Linked DNA regions of Mus musculus: region 1 is linked to region 2. The links are chromatin contacts, found by Hi-C or POLR2A ChIA-PET in ENCODE. All regions are on one chromosome and are shown on one strand. Each heading gives the region's core, a stretch centred on a gene start or an enhancer-like site at or near the end of the contact. The rest is flanking DNA. Distances are from core to core; before and after follow the strand shown. Region 1 overlaps Tnfrsf19 (tumor necrosis factor receptor superfamily, member 19). Region 2 holds the start of Tnfrsf19 (tumor necrosis factor receptor superfamily, member 19).

The links. A loop is a pair of places that touch in the nucleus more often than their neighbours do. ChIA-PET counts read pairs that join two places held with the same protein, here RNA polymerase II (POLR2A).
Region 1: a map of left cerebral cortex shows a loop between it and region 2 (2.9-fold over the local background). The contact joins the enhancer-like site here to the promoter of Tnfrsf19 in region 2. A Hi-C loop is called at or near these places in 5 of 37 maps with a recorded cell type or tissue (T-helper 1 cell, adrenal gland and left cerebral cortex). POLR2A ChIA-PET finds 5 or more read pairs at or near these places in 4 of 5 experiments (Patski and embryonic stem cell).

What each region holds. Positions count from the first base shown.
Region 1 is chr14:61,007,253-61,014,325 of GRCm38, reverse strand. All of the region lies in intron 3 of Tnfrsf19 (tumor necrosis factor receptor superfamily, member 19), which reads left to right. Among named protein-coding and RNA genes, the nearest start is that of Gm41167, 27 kb to the left of the region's middle. Within about 2 kb of position 1,476, at least 3 of the 3 ENCODE cell types and tissues checked have a DNase peak (open chromatin) inside an H3K27ac peak, as active enhancers do; they include left cerebral cortex, where a contact is called at or near this core.
Region 2 is chr14:61,042,731-61,050,383 of GRCm38, reverse strand. It overlaps Tnfrsf19 (tumor necrosis factor receptor superfamily, member 19), which reads left to right and starts at 3,529. Exons shown (of 10, transcript NM_013869.5): 1 at 3,529-4,269. It overlaps Gm41167 (a long non-coding RNA gene), which reads right to left. Exons shown (of 3, transcript XR_874677.2): 3 at 1-218.

The sequences.
Region 1 (7,073 bases), core at 227-2,726, 34 kb after region 2:
TTCATGGGTGTCATTTTACAAGTTATATTGAATATAGGCTCTTTCTTTCTCTCTCTCTTTCTTTCTTTCTTTCTTTCTTTCTTTCTTTCTTTCTTTCTTTCTTTCTTTCTTTCCTTTTTTGAGACAGGACTCTCTATGTAGCCCTGGCTGCCCTCTAACTCTCTCTGTAGACCAGGCTGGCCTCCAGTTCACAAAGATCCTCTGGCCTCTGCCTCCCAAGTGCTGGGATTTAAGGTGTGTGGCACAATTGGTATGGAGATAGGTTTTCATTCCCTTAAAGCCACCCCAGTGAAAATGGCTCTTGCTGTCCCCAGAATCTGTGAATTTGAACACAGAAGGCTGGCATCCAGTAAGGAGAGTGAAGCATGAGGCTCTGCAACCTGGTTGCTCCTTTATGTATGATTGGGCCTAGTGTAAAATGGAATATACACATATGTGTACACACGCGTACACACTTGCACATACATGCACACACACATGCATGCACACACATACATCATGAGCACATGCACATTTTAAGAGATGCTCATTGTATAAAAGTACCGTGAGTATACATGACACAGGAAACTATATGGCATGAACACATTGGTCACAATGCTACTTATGTGGTACAAACTGTGTAAAAGATCTCCCACGGTTAGAGGTGTCTTGCTGGTCTTTTTGTCCCCTTGGAGCATGCATCTGGTTCTTCGTGGTGGGAGGGGGTGGAATGTGGAGGGAATTGTCTCTGCAGGAGTCAGGAGTGACAGTGGGCTGTCTGCCTGAGCCTTGAAGTCAGTACAGCTGCAGGGTAGACGCTGGTGCCACATCTGTGAAACAGTCAAGCAGGTGACTCCGCAGAGTGAAGTCCAGTTGCACTGAATGGTGGTTGAGATGTTTTTGTTTTTTTTTTTGTTTTGTTTCTGTTTCTGTTTTTGTTTTTTGTTTTTTTGATGTAGAAAACTTGTAATGCATTTTAGGATGATGATTCCCCCCATAAGATGCTTTAGATAGAAAGAGGTACATCTCAAGTAAACTAGAAAAAGTTAGGATTCGATAACCTGAGCGTGTTCTCCAGGGAAGCCTCATTGTCCTCCCCCGTTCCCCACCCATGAGGTTTGAGCCCAGGGTTGTGCATAAGCTACGCAAGTTCTTTACAAGATGAAATTGCACTCAGGAGTTTACTATACTGTGTCAGCTGGCCTGAACACACAACCTTCCTGCCTCCACCACCCAAATATGTTATTAAAGTTTAATCAGGAGAGTTGATTTATTGGTCTGTAGAAAATCCAAAGTAATAATAGCCATCGGTATAATTTGTTTAATGGGTGCCCACTGTGCTTGATTTAGGCTTTATATGTTTTCCCACTTATTCTTCAGAACAACCCCGTAGGGCAGATATCACTATTCCCATCTCACCAGCAAGCAGACGGAGGATCCGAGTTCCCAGAATTACTTAGCCAGCAAGTGGCCGAGTTGGCGCACCAGCCCACACAGTGTTGGAGCCAACGTAGGAAATCGTGTTCATTTTGCTTCTTATTTCAATGCTGGCCTGAGAAGAAACGCCTCATGTCTTTTGAGTTAACACACTCGTTCTCCCTCCTCTCCTTCCCCCTCTTTCCGCCTCTCTCCCCTTCCTTTCTCCTCCCTCTTTTGTTGTGTCCTAACTTGTACATGGGTCCCTGACAGTCCTGGCTGCCAGGATCAAAGCCTGACTTTGAAACGCTCTGCTCGGGCTGGAGCCTTTGAGAAGCTTCTCATGTGAACAATGTGGCACCCGCCCCCGAAGGTCACGTGTGCAGCGCTTTGATCCCGGGAGGTGCTTGTGGGGGAGGCCCCTCTGTGCTCAAGGAAAGCCTTTGCAAGCTCCTCCTGGTGCTCTAAGCAGCAGAAGTGCTCAGCAAAAACACGAGTCTGTCCACAGTGCAGCCACAAGCCCCATACAAAGCAGCAAAGCCTGGAACAATGACCTCCTGCAAAGACCCCTCAGTCCAAAGAACTTCCTTCTGAATGCCTATCTTTATGATTGTTCTGATTTCAAGGAGGACAGATGGTCTTGCAAGCACTGAACTTTAAATGGTAGAATTATAAATAAATAAAAAAAAAATTTCAAAGCATCAGAGATGACCGCTGCTGGCCAGTAGACAATCTCTGTTAACAACTTTAAAGGAATTCTAACTTGTGAGCTAGTTCCTCAGATTATGGTGGGGTTTTTTGCATCCTTTTTGCCCTGTCTGGGCTTTATCCAGAACATCAGGTAGCCAAGGTACTCAAGATGAAGAGAGTGGTTGATCTATAGCCACCCCAAAACTATAAATCAAAACCAACTTGAGACTTTGCCTTACCCCAATTAGAATGGGGAGGTTTAATAATAACAACAAAATAACAAATGCTGACTGTTGGTGGGTGGGAGAAGAGCGCCCGTATTCGCTGCTGATGGGTATGCAAACTCATGTAGCGGTTATGGAAATCAGTGTGGCAGTTTCTCAAAAAAGCTAGAAATAGACCCACCGTATGATCCCACTACACTACTTTGGCGCACATACCCAAAGGGTGTCCTTCATCATCGACACTTGTTCAGTCAAGCTTACTGATGGCGCTTTCTATCCCTAACAGCCAGAGACTGGAGACAGCCTAACTGTCTATCAACTGAGGCATGAATACTGAAAATGTAGCACATTTAAACAATAAAATATTATTTTGCTTTTAAGAAAAATGAAAGTAGGGAAATGGAGGTAACTAGAAAACGGTCATCTGGAGTGAGGTAACCAAGATCCAGAAAAACAAACCTCTCATATTGTCTTTCATATACAGATGTTAGCTTTGAATCTGCAGATGTGGGTTTCATTTGGAATACGTGGCGGAAATCAATCTGGTACTGACTGGCAGAATTCAGACCTTCAGCCAGCTTTCGTGTTGCCAGAAGGTGTTCTGCATAATACCAGAGGAGAAAAGTAAGAAATCCTGTGAGATACCATAAAGTAACCACTTTCTTATTGAACTTAAGGCCTGTGTCGTGAGACAGAACCCATGCCTGGCACCATTATCAGGGCCATGAATCTGAAGCTAGATAGGTCATAGGCCCTAGAGAAGAACTTGCTACCATTATTCTGCTAAATGGACATAGTAGTAAAACAACTCCTAGCAACTTATGGCTATGCTCATAAGCCAGTTCCCCTTCCAAACCCCACCAAGTTTCTTTGTGAAGTAGATGGCAGTTAACGCAGAGACCCATAACTTGTCAGCATACATAATTAAGAGACTAGGGAGTATTAGCCTTACGTGGGACATCGATAGCTTCCCCTGTCTCTCAAGGCTCTGGGATCATCTTGGAAGAGGGGGTAGAAAGAGCCAGCGTTGATGGATGACTACGAGGAAGCACTGTGAGTTCAAGGGCAGTCTGGAGTGCTTAGTGAGATGCAGCCGGAAAATAAAACTAACCACTGGGCTGGAGACGTAGCTCTGTGATAAGTATTTACTTAACACATATGAGGTCCTAGCCTCCATCCCCACACTGGGAAGAGCCTGATGGACTTTCTATCTTTTCCCACTCTAACTATCTCTGAAGCATGTGCAGGCTTCATGTGAGGATGTGTGTACACTTGAGGATGTAGTGGCTAACACCGTAATCCCTGCAGGAAGCTGAGACAGGAAGCTGATTGGCTGTTAGAAGCGAAATTGGACTACAGTGGTAGCCTAAAGGGGAAGGTGATAATTAGTGAATTCTGGGATGATTCTGCCCATCCTGTATGGCTAGCTTCTATCACAGGCAGTCTGTCCTTGGGCTGGCTTGAGTTTTGTCATCAACCTTGTGTGTGTGTGTGTGTGTGTGTGTGTGTGTGTGTGTGTGTGTGCTAGACTTTAGGGTCAGAGATGCTGCTGCTCAGTTGGATAAATTCAATACAATAGGCTTAGCTGGATCCTGACTTGGCAGGGGCCAGGTGACAGTACTGAATGGTCAAAGGCGAGGTGATCATAGTTATTGTAATGACCAGCACAGACAAAGCAATGTCCATACTGGCCTGACACATAATGGGCAGAATGACTGTAATGGTGGTATAACTTGTAGGACCTTTGGTATTGGCTTGTCAATCATGGTGTTTCCAGGCATGAAATAAAGGAGAAGTCTACTGTATTTTTGTTTGATCTGTATAAGTGGGGGGAAAAAACCCTCAAACAAATGAAAGGTTACATTGTATCATGATAGAAGGGAATCTCAGTCTATAACCAGTTTCCAGACGTGACAAGTTTGCAGATCCAGAACTCTTTGATTGAAAGAATGGCCAGGATCCCCAAGGAAGGACATTGATAAAATACCCAAGAGTTTTACTGTTAGCCTTTCTCTGGCCTTCCCAAGAGGGACCTATAGCCTTTACAAGGATAACTGAACACTTGGTAGAAAGGAAACCATCAGATTTTCTGGGATTAAAGGCATGTGCCACCATGCCCGGCTAAGTTTAAGGTAGTTTTGGCTGAAGTCTGACTCACAATAGGTCCAGTGGCCTTTGAACTAATCCTGTGGTTATTTTCCCAGTCCCAGAATGAATAATTGGGTTAGATACACTTAGATGTTGGCAGAAATCTCACATTGGTTCCCCGACCTGTGGAGTAAGGGCTATTATGGTTGGAAAGGCTAAATGGAAGTCATTAAAGTTGCCTCTGCCTTGAAAAATAGTGAATTAAAAACACCATCAAGTCCCTGAAGGAGCTGGAGAAATTGGTGCCACCATCAAGGACTTGAGAGATACAGGGGTGTTGATTCCCATCACATCTGGCCAATGTAGAAGAGAGAGAGGATTGTAGAGAATGGTAAATGACTATTGAAAAGTCTTCAATTAACTTCAATTGCAGCTGCTGTGCAAATTAATACATCTGGTATGCAGCAAATGGCTTTTTCTTAATACCTGTCCATAAGGACCACCAGAAGCAATTTGCTTTCAGTTAGTAAGGCCAGCAGTAAACCTTTACACACTTTTGCCTCAAGGATATATTAACACTCCAGTCCTGTGTCATAACTTAGTTCAAAGGAATCTTGATTGTCTATCTCTTCTGCAAAATATCACCTTGGTGCCTTCTATTGACATTATGGTGATTAGAGCAAGTGAGCAGGAGATAGCAACCACTTTGAACTCATTGGTAACACATATGTGTATCAGGATAAGAAATAAATCCAACCAAAATTCAAGGGCCTTCTAGCACAATGAAATTTTTTGGAGTCCAGTGGTATGGGCCATGAAGAGATATTTCTTCTAAGGATAAGAAACACAATGTTTAGCAGGCCTATTTGGATTCTGGAGACAGTACATTCCTCAGTTAAGTATGTTACTCTGGTCCATATACGTGACTTGGAAAGCTGATAACTTTGAGTGGGGCCTTGCCCAGGAAAAGGCTTTCAACAGGCCCAGGCGGCTATCCAGGCTGTTATACCACTTGAGATCATATTGTCCTTTAGACCCAATGATACCTGTGTCAATGGTAGACAAGGACGCTGGTTGGAGCTTTTACCAGGCCCCTATTGGCAAATTACATCAGAGACCTTTGAGATTTTAGAGCAGGCTCTACCGTATCTGCAGACAACTATTTTTGAGAGACAGATTTCAGGCTGCTATTGGGCCTTAGTGAAAACTAAATATTTGATAATGAGCCACTAAGTTACCATGCAACCTGAGCAGCCCATCATGAGCTGGGTGTTATTGAACACACCAAGCCATTGACTAGAACTTGCACAATAGCAATCTATTATCATATGGAAATGATAGATACCTGCTCAGGCCCAAGTGGGTCCTGAAGGCACAAGTAAGTTATACAAAGAAGTTATCCAAATGCCTATGCTCTCTACTCCCATTATATTGCTGTCTATACCCAGAAATGCCACTGTAACCTCACGGAATATTGCCTATGATTGGTTAGTTGAGGAAGAGACGACTAGGACCTGGTCTACTGATGGTTCTATACATTACTTATGCAGGCATTGCCCAGAAGAGAACAACTGCCCCATTACAACTCCTTTTTGAAACAACCCTGAAAGATACTGACAAAGGGAAATCTTCACAGCGAGCAGAACTTTGGGCAGTGCACGTGGTCATACATTTTGTTTGGAAGGGAAAATGGCCAGATGTGTGTTTGTTTACTCGTTAGTGATTTGTGATTAGGGATGTAGTCAATGGATTGGCTGCTTTGTCAGCGACTTGGAAAAAGCATGATTGGAAAATTGGTGAGAAAGACATCTGGCGAGGATGTGGGTAGATCTCTCCAAATGGGCAAAGGATCTGAAGATACTTTTGTCCCATTGTAAATATTCATTGGAAAGGTGACTTCAATAGGTTGAGCCTTTCTGATGGTCAGCCTCTTTCAGCCATTCCTGCCATTGCTCAATGGGCACATGAACAAAGTGGCTGTGGTGACAGAGATGGAGGTTATACATGGGCTCAACATAGACAGTCCACTAACCAAGGTTGACTTGGCTATAGCTGCTGCTGAGTGGCAGATATACCAACAGCAGTGAGTAACTCTGAGTCTCAGGTCTAACAACCATTCCACAGAGTGACCAGACAGCAGCCTGGTATCAGGTCAACTACACTGGACAACTTCCTCCATGGACAGAGGAATGCTTCGTCCTTACTGGAGTAGATACTCATTTGGATTATGGATTTGCCTTTCCTGCATGTAATGCTTCTGCCACCACCCATGAACTTACAGAATCCCTTATCCACTGTCATGGTATTGCTTGGTATTGTTTCTGACTAAGAAACTCATCTCACAGCAAGAGAAGTCTAGCAGTATGCCCACGATCATAGAAGCTGCAGGTCTTACAATGTTCCCCGCCATCCTAAAGCTGGATAGAAAGCTGGAATGACCTTTTGAAGACACGGTTACAGTACCAATTAGGTGGTAGCAGTTTGAAGAGCTGGGTGAGGGTCTTCCAGAAGGTGGTATATGCTTTGAATCATCATCCAATACATGGTAGTTTCACCCATAGCCAGGATCCTTGGTTCCAGGAATCAGAAGTGGAAAGGGAATAGTTCCACTCACTATCATTCCTAATGACTCACTAGGAACATTTTTGCTTCCTGTTCACACAACCTGCTGGCCTA
Region 2 (7,653 bases), core at 2,280-4,779:
AAATAAAGGTTAATCTTTCCTCAATACTGGTACTTGAGCCAGAGGAGGGTTTTGCCATTTCTGAAGGTCTGAGGCATAGCTGTATTCCTGCCAACAACACACGTTCACTCAGGATTCAATCTGCTCCTCGTAGCATATTGTATGCTTCTCTCAATCAGCATTCTGGAGACGGCAAAGCATGTGATGGTAGAGATCACTGGTCATCCTGAGCTCTGGATCTGGGAAAAGGAAGCCTTAAGTGAGTAGTTGCCAAGATCAGATTAACGTGGCCAGTGTGACCAATAACTGTGAGAAGTTGCTTGATTGATGACTGGTGTAGGAGGGCCACATCTCTAGGTGGTGGTGATGGGGGAGCAGTGTCTGGGATGTATATGAAAGCCAACTGAAATGATCCAGAGAGCCAACAAAAAAGCAACTTTCTTCCATGTTTTCTGACGGGTCCCTGGCTTGCTTGCATGTCGTGACTTCCCTCAGTGATGGACTATGATCCCTTTCCCCTCGCCTACCTTAAGTCGCTTTTCTTCAGAATGTTTTATCAGAACAACAGGAAAGCAAACTAAGAGAGGACAGAGGATCATGAATTAGAAGCTAGCCTGGAATACATATAAAATTCTGTCTCAAACGAAGAAATAGAAGGATGAGGAGGGAGAAGAAGCAAGAGCAAAAAAAAAAACCAATGAAGAAGAATACATAAACAAAGGAAGGATGTTTCCAGGGATGAGAAAATTAGTGGCGGTGGAGGGGCAACATGAGAGGCCTCTCCTCCATGCTTCCCCAGCAGCTCTTTCTGTCCTTTGATGATGTCTGTCTGACCAGTTACAATGTTAGAGAACTGTATCCAACTCTACTGTATCAAAAGGCTGACTCTCCAGCTGCATAGTCAAGTGGCCAAAGTGCAACTTTGTAAAGAGAGTAAGAGTTGCCATTTATGCTGTGATAAGGAACCAGGAGTTAATGACAAAATGCTGTGGCTGAGTGTTCCTAAGATAGCTGTGTCCCAGAATATGTGACATAATACTTGTTAATAGCAACAGGCACCATGCTGCTGGTTCGTGTAGTTATGTGTTTATGTTTTTTCATTATCAATAGTATATGCTTTCTTATTTAAAAAAAAAGGTCACTGTAACACTGTAACACTGTAACACAGGCCTGTTACTCTGCCACTATCCACTCCATCTTCCAACTGCATCACCTTCTCTGAGTTTGAATTTAATATTACTTGGTTCATCATGAACAATATACTAATCTCTCTCTCTCTCTCTCTCTCTCTCTCTCTCTCTCTCTCTCTCTCTCTCTGTGTGTGTGTGTGTGTGTGTGTGTGTGTGTGTATACCAGATTCCCTAAGTGTATGGTAGATAACACTATCTAGATTTGTGTAACCCATTCTGATGTTTGCATGATAGATTTCTCAGAAAAAAAAATCCCCATAGTTAAATGACACATGACTTTATGTCAAGTATAGTGATAGGTTCCTGGACACAGAATATCTAATTTTATTTCACTTATCTGTGTTCTCTTTTAATCTTTAAAATTATTACATTTATTTATTTATTTATTTATTTATTTAATCGTGTGTGCATGTGAGCTCAGTGAATAACATGTGGGTCCTAGGGATGAAACTTAAGTCATTTGACTTGGCAGCAAGTTTCTTGACTGGCTGAATGATTTTGCCCACCTTCTTCTGTGCCTCCTGGAGGTAAAGGGGATGAGCCTCCCCTTCAAGCCCTCAACTGCCTTCAGAGTCTCAAGGGCTGGGCCACACACATCTCACATTGCAGGAAGTTCAGTTGAGCACAGTGCAAACAAGCCGTCACTCTTCCTTGGAGACCAGCCTTTAGCCACCCTCTGCATCTGGGGACAGCTGGGGCTCTAACATCAGGGTTGATTCATTTCCCACATGGATAGTTCTTGTCTCAGAAAAGACCAACTCAAGTGCATAGGGCTAAGGCATTTGAGCAACCAGTGTTGCTTTGTGAGATTCACGTAGAGCTGGTTTGACTGGCGTGTTCCTTGAAGCTGTAGCTTCCAGATGCCTTCTGGAAGCTTCTAGAAACATAAGCATCTGAATTCAATCCTTGCCCATTTCCCATGGGTGGTAAACTGTAGAGACCTGTAAGCAACTTGCTCACCCAGAGATAAGAGCACCTAGCAGTTTCCATTGGCTCTGGAACAGCAAACTTGATGAAGGCTCTGGGCATGGACCCTAGACCATGGAACATCTGGGTTACCTCAGAGAAAAGTCAGCCTTCTTGGAAATAGTTTGCCCCTGATTTCATGAGTCCTTGGAGCTCAGGAGCTCTGTAGGTACAGGTGTCTTGGGATAGTATGCAAAAGCATGCCTGCTCATTTGAAGGATGTGAGGCTGGGTACATTGTTCAATTGGTGGAGTGCTTGTTTAATATGCATGAAGCCCTAAGTTCAGAAACCATAATCACATAAACTGAATGTAGCAGTGGATGTCTGTAATTCCAGCCTTTAGGAGGATCAAGAGTTCAAAGCTGTCTTTGAATAAACAGCACTTTTGAGGCCAGCTCATGACACTGGAGACCCTGTCTCGAAAAGGAAAAAGAAAACAAACAAGTACAAAGTAAGCCCCATGTGTCTCAGGGACATTTCAGAGATGGAGGGCATGAACAGGCCCTGGGGTTCAGCCTCCACCTCCCACTGGGGAAAAATACTGGAAACCAAATAGATCTATTTAAGTGTTACAATGAACTCACAAACCAAGTATTTTGCCATCAAGATTTACACAGGAATCAAAGACAGCTGGAGATAGACAGGGCATAAACTATTTTTAAATATCACACCAGGAAAAATGAGATGCAACTGATAAGAGAAGGAAGTCACAGGAAGGAAGTGGGTTCCTCTAAGGGTGCTGCAGATGATATTTTTCAGTGCCCTTCTGCAAACAGATGCAGTTCCATCATATAATGGAAATCTTTTCTCTCTCCCAGAATAAACAGCTCCATGTTCAAAAACATGCCACATTCCGACCACAGTGCTTTACCAGCCTCGTGGGTATTCTAAACAACGGACACTAAGTTCCGTTTTACAGTACAGAAAATAAGGTGGCGATTTCTCAGCTGGATCCAAACTGTGATTTGTGCTTTGCCTGGGACAGAAGCTGTGGAGTGATTGCAAGCAAATGCTTTCCTCTAAGTCACCTTTCTGTGACTTTTAGGAGTCGCTAGAGGTATCCATGATTGCAACTCAGAAGGAAGGCATCCTTTGTTGTTGTTGTTTTATTAGGACCCCAAATTTAGATTAACAAGCTTCTGACCCAGGTGTCCAGTGAGCTAGTGGCGGTATCTCTGTAAGTTGTAGTATCCACTCCTTCACTCAATGAAAGCCATACTTGACTGGCGCCACCTGTAATACTTTCACCAGGAAAAGACATTTTACTAATTCTTAAAGACTTGTCGCAGTATGTGTGTGTTGGGGTGGGGAGCCGCGCGCGTGGGGTTGGGGGTGGGGAATCAAGCTTTTTAAAACGTTTGCCTGTGACCCTGGCGGTGTAAGGCAGGTGTTCGGAGAAACGGCCTAATTAAACACTGCTGTGCCGCTCTGCTGCGTTTCGGACTACCCTGCTCTGGTAGGGACTTCGTGCTTTTTGTCACAGGCAGCGGCTTGATGCTGTCTACTGGAACCTGCAACGATCCAGGACCTTACAGGCCCGGAGCACAGAGGCCCAGAGCAGTCCTGGTGTGTCCCTCCCAGCCAAGAGACACACTGCAGGGCTGTCGCGGGCGAGGCACAGACCAACGCGACTAGAAATCAGGCTGACTGGCTTCTCCCGGCCAGCCCCACGGCACGGCATGATGTCATGGGAGCTGCCACTCAGCGAGATGAAAGGGATGCGGCGCAGCAGCGCTGGCACTAGGCAGCCCAGCTGGGGCACCGCGAGAGAGAGCTGCAGATCCAGCCGCTCAGCCCAGGCTGGGGAAGCCTGCTCTCCAGAGCTGGGGCAGAACAACGTGGCCCACGTTTAACAAAAGAACCAGACGGTAGCGAACTTTCTAGATCTGCGCGCGTAGCGAGTAAACTCAGCCTTGCCTTTGATGCGCAGCAACTGATCGGCGATCAGATTACAGGCACTCCATCTCCTAGTTCGCCTGCCTTTGATCTGCGCGGGTAATCCATTTTCCTGGATTTGAAGTTTGTCTGGGCTTGCGCCCACACACATTTTTGGGAAGGTAAAAGCGTTTGGCGCGGAAGTGCTACCAAGCTGCGGAAAGCGTGAGTCTGGAGCACAGCACTGGCGAGTAGCAGGTAGGCGTTCGTGTGTGGTTGGAACTTTCACTGCGTTTTCCTCGCATGTTCAAAGGGGGAAAAATGGCTATCAGCTCCCAGCAAGCATGCCTGAAGCCAAGTCCAGCACCAGGCTGCGTGCACGTGAAACTGAATTTGATTCTTGATGCAATTGTTTCGCGGTTTGCACAAGAGTTTGATATCTGTCATGCAAATCTTACTTGGAAGTGAGTAGTTCCAACAGGACAAAAACAGAGCCTCGCTAATGTTTGTTGCCAGCAGGGTTTCAGACGCTGGAAGCTGGGCTGGAAAACCTCCTCTTACTTTATTTAGAAACGGTGGGATTCTGTTAACACCCCCTCACTCCCACCCCACCTTCCTTTCTCTTCCCCTATCTCCCCCCACCCTACGGAGCAAAACTCCTCTCTAGCAATCCTAGCAATATTACTACTTTATTCTCCGGCCTCCGGGAGATGTGAATCTATCGCACATGTGTCCTTGCCATTCGCATTCCCAAGGGAATCTCTGCAAAGGCATTTAGGACTGAAGCCTTTCAAGTGTAAAGCGGAGGAACTCGGAAACAGGGAGCGCCAAGCTGCGTTAGGTTTGGCTAAAAATACCCAAGCCAGGCTCTGTAACCTCTGAAAATAGGAGAAGCTTTGTTTACAGAAACACTCCCGAGGTTAATATTCTTAAATTAACATTTACTCTAAATATATAGTGACAGCTGTTGTGAGTTACAATTTGCCAACTGTTTACCAAAACTATCTGGCAATCAACAGTTATTATGTTACATGAAGTATTTTAGCCACATTTTCACTTCAATTAGTGCCCTACAAAACCAAATTATACTGGGCACCCAGCTTGCCAGTTAACTGCTACTTGTGAATTCATAACTTCTACACACACACACACACACACACACACACACACACACACACGCACGCACGCACACATACACATACACACATGCATACACACAGACACAAACACACACAGAAACACACAAATACAGAGACACACACAAATACAGAGACACACAGAGACACACAAGCACACATACACACAGACACACAAAAACACAGATATACAAATACAGAGATATACACCGACACACACATGAAGACATACACTTAGATGCACACAAACACACACACATAGACAAACATACAGACACAAACACACACAGACAGACACACACACAAACACACACACAAACACACTCAAAGACATGCATACACACAGACACAGATACACACACACACACACACACACACACATCTTTACACTGAACTTCAGACACTCAGGACAATAGGACTTAGAGCTCTGTACCTACATTGGCCCATCCTAATATTCTGGCCCTGGGTTTACTTGGTAAAATACTTTATTATTGTCACAGTGGTCTGTTTTATGTTAGGTGTGCAACAAGGAAATGTAAATGATAAGAATAGTTGCTCTGCATTCTGAAATACTGATGAAAGGTCTTGAAACTCCTGTTTCATTTGTGATTATTTTTTTTTCTCATCTAACTAATTAAGTTACTTTCACAACTTTCCTCTGATAATCGGAGCCACTTTGCATATTTGGATTAATTTCAAAGCCTGAATAGCTACAAAGCAGAGGCTATTTAGAATCATGGTAAAGTGACTGTGTTTAAAAGTGAATCAGTAGGAACGGTGCCCAGATCTAACTTGTGTTCAGTTATGCCAGAAGGATGTTTCTGTTTTGGGGGTGGGGGTGGGGTGGGGGAAGGGGGAGCCACCAACCATGCTTATGACAGTCTGGGTCTTAAAACATTTGGTTAAAAGAGTCTCAGTTAAAACAGAAAGGTAGTCTTTTTAATGTAATAGCAGAACCAGTGTGTTTGGAATGTGCTGTCCTGCTCCGATGTGGAGCTGGGAGATTGTTCTAATGATTGTTTATTTCGCTGCTAGGCTCATTTTAACAAACAGACTCTCCTCAGTGCAAAACAAAGAGGAGAATTAGCAATTATCTGATTTATTTAGGCTTTGTAGAAAACTAGCTTGGGCAAGTCAAGTCCTTGAAAATCCACTTCAGTGCCTGAATTAATTCAGTTAATTGTTTACTTCGTGTGTCTTTGTTGGGAACTGAAACCCAGCGCATTTCATTTCGGTCTTAAAGAAAAGAAGACTCTTGCTATGGCACAGGGGGGCTTCAAAGGCCCTTTCTTAATTAATTGCCACAGATGCCTTGGCTGGGAGTAGATATGTCTATGACAGTTCTCCCTTACAATATCGCATTTTTTTTTCAAAGCATTTCCTATCTATTGCTTCAATGGTAGCTTTGTTCCCCCAGAAAGGCCAAGTCTTCAAAGGCCTCTCACTTCTACTCCTGATGCTGCCACTAATTAGCTCCATGACCTTAAGAGAGCCTGCACACTGCTGGTGCCCTTGAGTGTAAAGCAAGGGGCTTGGTCCAATCGTTTTCTTTCCCTGGGGTGAGCAACACTGGAATATCTGCAGCCCTTTTGCCTGTGGGGAGACTGAGAAGGGACAGTGAGTTGCTCTCTGGTTTTCCTGAAGCCCAGGGCTGACCTCCTGAGCCTACATGGTCTACCCTTCCAATCGCTTAAGCAAATGTGCTGTGGGGCTGAGCAGAGAACAATGTAGGTTTGAAAGGTAGAAATAGCTACTTCCTAGTATAATCCATTCCTTTGTCCCCATGAGGGACATGTCAGCTGGATCTGTTGCAACCCTTTCCAGCTCTTCCTCTGCTTCTGTTTTTCTAAATGTTTCTGAGTTATCCAAACATAAGATTTGCAGCCTTCACTTTCCTTTGCCTTCCTTAGGGTTTTTTGTTTTGTTTTGTTTTGTTTTTGTGGTTGTGTGTGTGTGTGTGTGTGTGTGTGCGTGCGCGCGTGTTTTCTTTTTTGGATAACCTTGTGCCTCCACTTTTCAAATGCTGGGATCACAGACATTTGCCACCATTCCTGACCCCCTAACAGTTAAAGTAACTCTCATAAAGAAATAGGTTATATCAGTGATGTACGGAAAATGTGTGTCTATTGGGGGGGGGGAAGACTATGAATGGACTTAGCATGACATAAACAGTGTTTTTCAAAAATTGGTATTTTCTTAGGAGCTGGTGGGATCTCTGAAAAGTTTAGTAGTTAGTTAAAAAATTATTACTCCTAAGTGGAGACTTGTCACAGGATTTTGTGAAAGTTCTATTTGTCAGTTCAATACAGCTTCGTGTCCAGTGGGCTAGCCTGCTCCACTTTAGTTGTGTTGAGTGTCATGACATGCGTTCTCATGAATTCTTTTGTTTTCTTGGATTTTGTGGTGAAAATTTTTAACTTGACTCTTGATTAAATTTTATACCTGTCTATCCCATTTATTGTTTTATTCTTTATTTCACTAATTATCAATGTAATACCAAGCAAGC